2 separate regions of the Homo sapiens genome follow, and region 2 is linked to region 1. Evidence: read pairs that join two places in POLR2A ChIA-PET (ENCODE). Cell type or tissue: MCF 10A. All regions are shown on one strand. Links, peaks and the distances in the headings refer to the core of each region. The heading gives the core; the rest is flanking DNA.

What was found. ChIA-PET counts read pairs that join two places held together with the same protein. Peaks named below come from ENCODE experiments on the same cell type or tissue, not always from the same donor. Only the 100,000 strongest peaks of a DNase experiment are listed, where the experiment ranks them.
Region 2: POLR2A ChIA-PET joins it to region 1 with 6 read pairs; 1 of 35 experiments calls an interaction of 5 or more read pairs at or near these places.

The regions. Positions count from the first base shown.
Region 1 is chr1:171,364,859-171,367,781 of GRCh38, reverse strand. No RefSeq gene overlaps it. Among named protein-coding and RNA genes, the nearest start is that of FMO4, 52 kb to the right of the region's middle. In MCF 10A, for the core only: no CTCF peak of the experiment used is centred there; a DNase peak (open chromatin) is centred at 1,541.
Region 2 is chr1:170,706,530-170,709,452 of GRCh38, reverse strand. All of the region lies in intron 1 of PRRX1 (paired related homeobox 1), which reads right to left. Among named protein-coding and RNA genes, the nearest start is that of PRRX1, 44 kb to the right of the region's middle. In MCF 10A, for the core only: no CTCF peak of the experiment used is centred there; a DNase peak (open chromatin) is centred at 1,282.

The sequences.
Region 1 (2,923 bases), core at 233-2,732:
AATTGGGGTCTAAGTGATTTCAAATTTTTTTAATTTTTATTTTTTTCTAGTTGCTTACTGAAGCTAAGTGATTTTTTTTTTTTTTTTTTTTTTTTGTGATTGTGTCTCACTCTGTTTCCTAAGCTGCAGTGCAGGGGTGTGATCTTGACTCACTGTAGTTTCCAACTCCTGAATTCAAGTTATTCTCTGTCTCAGCCTCCCCAGTAGCTAGAACTACAGGTACACACCACTGTGCCTGGCTAATTAAAAACAATTTTTTTTTTTTTGTAGGGACGGGGTCTTGCTATGTTGCTTAGGCTGGTCTCAAACTCCTGGCCTCAAGTGATCCTCCCATGTTGGCATCTCAAAGTGTTGGGATCACAGGTGTGAGCCACCATGCCTGGCCAGAGTAAGTGATTTTTAACTGCTTTCAGAAATCAAATTTATTCCCAAAAGATGATTATTTAGTTCAGCTAAAATTCCTTGATGACAGATCTATGCTATAATGCATTGTTTCACTCCCAGACCACTGCTTGAGAGGCTCAGATGTCCTGTGTTAGATGCCCCAGAATGCTATGCTATTGTGGTTGTTTGGTTTTGTGTCTTTCAAGTTGATGGTGTTTTCAAGGATTATTGAAACTGTTTTAATTCTTCCACATGACCTAGGGGCCTCTACCGTTCTGCTCGTAGTGTCTGCCTCTCTCTCTCTTCTCTTTTGTGTGTTCCTCTTCTCTGCTTTTGTCTATTACTGCATTTGCCACAGTCAGGGATCATTACATCTGACCTTTTGAACTGTTGCTCACAGGTAGCTGAAAATTAATTGAGAGTGGTCAAGGGAGGCTAGATTGCTTGGTACAAGTAGAATGAGTTCAAATGAACTGTATGCATGTATAGAGGGGGTATAGTTCTGGTTCTCTCCTGCAGGGTAAATGGTAAGCACTGTGATTACTATTCCCATAGAGATTCACAAGTTGGCTTGAACACTTAGAGTAAGCCCAATTCATAGAGGTGAATGTGTTAGAACATGTATGCATATGGTTGGGCCAAGAAAAGGAAAAGAAATGCTTTTGAGCTTCATTTATTCCCTCTTAAGTTATCATATGTATTATTATTAAAGTAGAAAGTACAATATATGAAGCTCAGTCTTTTTTAAATAAAATGATTTCCCAGGCTGGGTGCTGTGGCACATGCCTGTAATCTCAGAACTTTGGGAGGCCGAGTCAGGCAGATCACTTGAGGCCAGGAGTTCAACCCCAGCCTGGCCATCATGGCAAAACCCCATCCCTACTAAAAAATACAAAAATTAGCAAGGTGTGGTGGCACACACCTGCAATCCCAGCTACTCGGGAGGCTGAGGCATGAGAATCGGCTTGGGAGGTGGTGGTTGCAGTGAGCTGGGATCGCACCACTGCACTTCAGCCTGGGTGGTAGAGAAAGACTGTCTCAAAAAGAAAAAAAAAAAAAAAAGAGATTTCCCCCTTCACTTGAAGGACTTCCTTTTGAGGAGATAAATTTCCAGAAATTGCGTAACAGAAGTATCTAACTATAATGCTGACCTTTGAACACATTTTAACATTGCGCAAGAGACTATTACAACTAGTTTATTTTAAATTTCCTCGAACAATCTTGTGAAACAAGGTTTGCCTCAAAATGCTTCTTAATATTGCATTGTTTCATTTGAGTTATAATTTTATGTTTAAATATATGAATTCTATGATAATTTACAGAAGATAAAATGCCTTTAACATATATATTATTTTTATGTATGTATATATACATGTATCTACATGTATGTATTTTTTATTTATTATACTTTAAGTTCTGGGATACATGTGCAGAACATGTAGGTTTGTTACATAGGTATACACGTGCTATGGTGGTTTGCTGCACCCATCAACCCATCATCTACATTAGGTATTTCTCCTAATGCAATCTCTCCCTAACCCCCCACCCCCTGACAGGCCCCAGTGTGTGATGTTCTCCTTCTTGTGTCCATGTGTTCTCATTGTTCAACTCCTACTTATGAATGAGAATATGTGGTGTTTGGTTTTCTGTTCCTGTGTTAGCTTCCTGAGAATGATGGTTTCCAGCTTCATCCATGTCCCTGCAAAGGAGAGGAACTCCTCCTTTTATATGGCCGCATATACAGTATTCCATGCTGTATATGTGCCACATTTTCTTTATCCAGTCTATCATTGATGGACATTTGGGTTGGTTCCAAGTCTTTGTTATTGTGAACAGTGTGGCAATAAACATACACGTGCATGTATCTTTATAGTAGAATGATTTATAATCCTTTGGGTATATACCCAGTAATGGGATGGCTGGGTCAAATGGTATTTCTAGTTCTAGATCCTTGAGGAATTGCCACACTGTCTTCCACAAGGGTTGAAGTAGTTTACAGTCCCACCAACAGTGTAAAAGTGTTTCTATTTCTCCACATCCTCTCCAGCACCTGTTTTTTCCTGACTTTTTAATGAGCACCATTCTAACTGGGGTGAGATGTTAGCTCATTGTGGTTTTGATTTGCGTTTCTCTAATGACCAGTGATGATGAGCTTTTTTAAAATATGTTTGTTGGCCACATAAATGCCTTCTTTTGAGAAGTATCTGTTCATATCCTTTGCCCACTTTTCGATGGGGTTGTTTTTTTCTTGTAAATTTAAGTTCTTTGTAGAGTCTGGATATTAGCCCTTTGTCAGATGAATAGATTGGGAAAATTTTTTCCCATTCTGTAGGTTGCCTGTTCATTCTCATGATATTTCTTTTGCTGATCAGAAGCTCTTTAGTTTAATTAGGTCCCATTTGTCAATTTTGGCTTCTGTTGCCATTGCTTTTGGTGTTTTAGTCATGAAGTCTGCCCATGCCTATGTCCTGAATGGTATTGCCTGGGTTTTCTTCTAGAGTTTTTTTTTTTTTTTTTTTTTTTTGAGATGGAGTCTCGC
Region 2 (2,923 bases), core at 199-2,698, 660 kb after region 1:
CCTTTTCTCAGCTGATCTATTATTTCTCACCCAATCACTCCACTCTAGTTGTACTGCTAATGGTGATAAAAACATAATTTTCTTGTCCTTTTCATTTATACTTTTCTCTGACCTTGTCTTTCTTTGCCTAATAACACATCACAGACCTTACCCATACCTACTAACTTTTACATTAATGGCCCCTTCTCCTTTCCTAAGTCTCAGCTGACCTGTCAGTTCTTTGTAGGAACCTTCTGTGATCAACAACCAGAAGTAGTCTTCTCACTATTCTTCATCCAGCATCTTAACCATTTGCTTTATAACACTTATGACAGTCTGTAATTATTTATGTTGATTGTCTCACACTAGAATATAGCTTCATGAGGGTAGGCACCTTACCTGACTTGTTAACTGTGCTATCCCGGCACCTGACATTAGTCTTCCATATTTTGGGTACTTCTCTTAGAATTATTAAATTAATATGTTAGACTCTGCTTGGTGAAAGTGCCTACTCTGAACAACCTGGTCCATTCACACTCAGCCACCAAACCTGACCACTCTTTCAGGGATCAGTTTCTGTAATAAGGTCTTGACACACAAAATTTCCTGCTTACTGCATTTTTGTAAGGCATGTAAATTCCAGGATCAAGTGTTATGCAGGTTTCTCATGCACTTTCTCAGTGAATGACTTTGCAGCAGTAATTATTCTGATTAGAAAGTAAGCCTTGAAGGCAGGTGAACAAAGTGTGTAGAATAGAGCCCTAAACCTTTTAGTAGTGCTCAGTAAATGTTTGACTTTGATAATGATGATACATATGGAATTATTGACCATCTTGCTCCTAGAAAAGACAAAGGAAGTCTCAAAAGGCTTGACCTGATACAGTTATTTCTATGTTCCAAAAAACATATTTAGCTTGAGGTTGTATTTTCTTCTAGTTAGTCATTTCCAGTCACCGTGTTTTCTGTTCCCTTTCTCTGGCAAAGGAGCTTGGGCAAAAGCCTGGCTAATTCATTCTCCAATATACAGGAACATTACGGCCTGTCAACCACACCTAAGCCTTAATTATATGGTGATTTCCTCTCCAAGGATATGCGACTGTTTTAACTAGTAAGGAAGCCGATGCACTAAGGTCATATGAGAAAAAAAAAAGTTACATTTGGGTAAAACACCCAAAAATTCATGTGGAATAATCTTATTCCATTGAATCATGTCCCCTGTTGTTGAACAGCCCTAAAGAAGTCCTTGTTAATAGTCATTCTGTCTGCCTGGAGTGGAAATCTATGAGTAATCTGTGTGTCACTGTGACTCATGTCGTGACCAGCACTTCCAAATCCTCATCATCTGAAATCTGGCAAGAAGAATTTACACTGCTCAACTCATAACAGGAAGAAAGTAGGATGAAGGAAAGACCTAAGAAAAAGTTGTATTGATTAAACATAAAATGATAACCAGAAAAGGAAGATAATCAAGGTTAAGGAAGGACAATGACTCTTTAATCACCATCTGGGTCATTCTCTTCCTTGGCATCTGTTTCCAATATGACTTACATGACAATTACAGATATATTTCCTCATATAACCTTGGGTCTTTTTTCAGGTTTTCCCTATTTCTAAAAATTTTCCAATTTTTAAATTACTTTGAAAAAGGACTTTGATAGTAATATGTTGAACCAAGAACAAGGACAAACTGGATATACTAGTGTTTAATTCCACTGCAAGAGCATTTCCAACAATTGGTAAAAGTTTCATTGACAAGCCTTCTTATTTCTTTTCTTTAATCTATTTGATTAAAATGGCACAGGGTATAATTATGTGGTTAATTTACTCAGAAGTCAGCACCTTTAAAATAAAGCATCCTAGGAATAAACATGAAAATTTCATAGACTCAGGAGATTCTTATAGAAAACATATACTGGTTGGATGAGTAGATGGAAGAAAGGATTTGAGAAAATCAGATTTTATAAACACAGTGTTTGCATTAAATCAATTAAAGAAGATGTGTGCATGGTAACTGATTTGGGCAAAGGTGGGGACATTCTAAGCTACATTTTAATTTTTTTTTTTATCTGGCCAACAAGAGAGTTAAAAGGAAATATTTTCCTTTCTTGCTATTCAGCTGTGTTCTGCAGACCCCTGCTGGGCTCCTTCACTTTGTTCTATTTGGTTATTTCCATACTAGGGCTTTTTAGTTGTAGTGGTCATACTTTCCCTGATGATATCATTAAACTTATTCCTTTACTACAGATCTGTTAGTTTGAGGAGAAAGCTTCTTGACTAGAAGGATTATTACAATTTTCTTTCCTAGAGACATCCAGGTATTTTTTTTTTCTTTTTCTTTTTCCTTTTTTTAAGGACAGGGTCTCACTCTGTCACCCAGGCTGGGGTACGGTGGCATAATCACAGCTCACTCCAACCTCATTTACTGGGCTCAAGTGATCCTCCTGCCTCAGCCTCCCCAGTAGCTGGGACTGCAGTTGCACACCACCATGCCCAGCAGTCTTTTTTTTGCTAGGTTTGGGGTCTCACTATGTTGCCAAGACTAGTCTTGAACTCCTGGTCTCATGCAATCCTCCTGCCTCAGCCTCCCAAAGTGTTGAGATTACAGGTGTGAGCCACTGTGCCCTGCTGAGACTTCTGGTTTGAGCACCAGTCTCAGGTCTTCCCAAGACCAAATGGCACTAAGCTTTTCTGGCCATGAAGTGTAGGTGGTCACCAAGTGATACGAATATAGGTAACTTCTTGACCTGAGAGAACCCATTTTTTATATCAAAACTTGTCTCTAATTAATCATAGCCCCAGACCAAATTTATACAATTATAACTTTATACTCTTTCCCACATTTTCAGCAATTCAATGTTAGTAAAGTTTTTTCATAGAAATGTATGAGAAGTCAACTTTATATAATGGGGTACGGGGGAACGTCAGTGGATCAGAAGCCAGACGA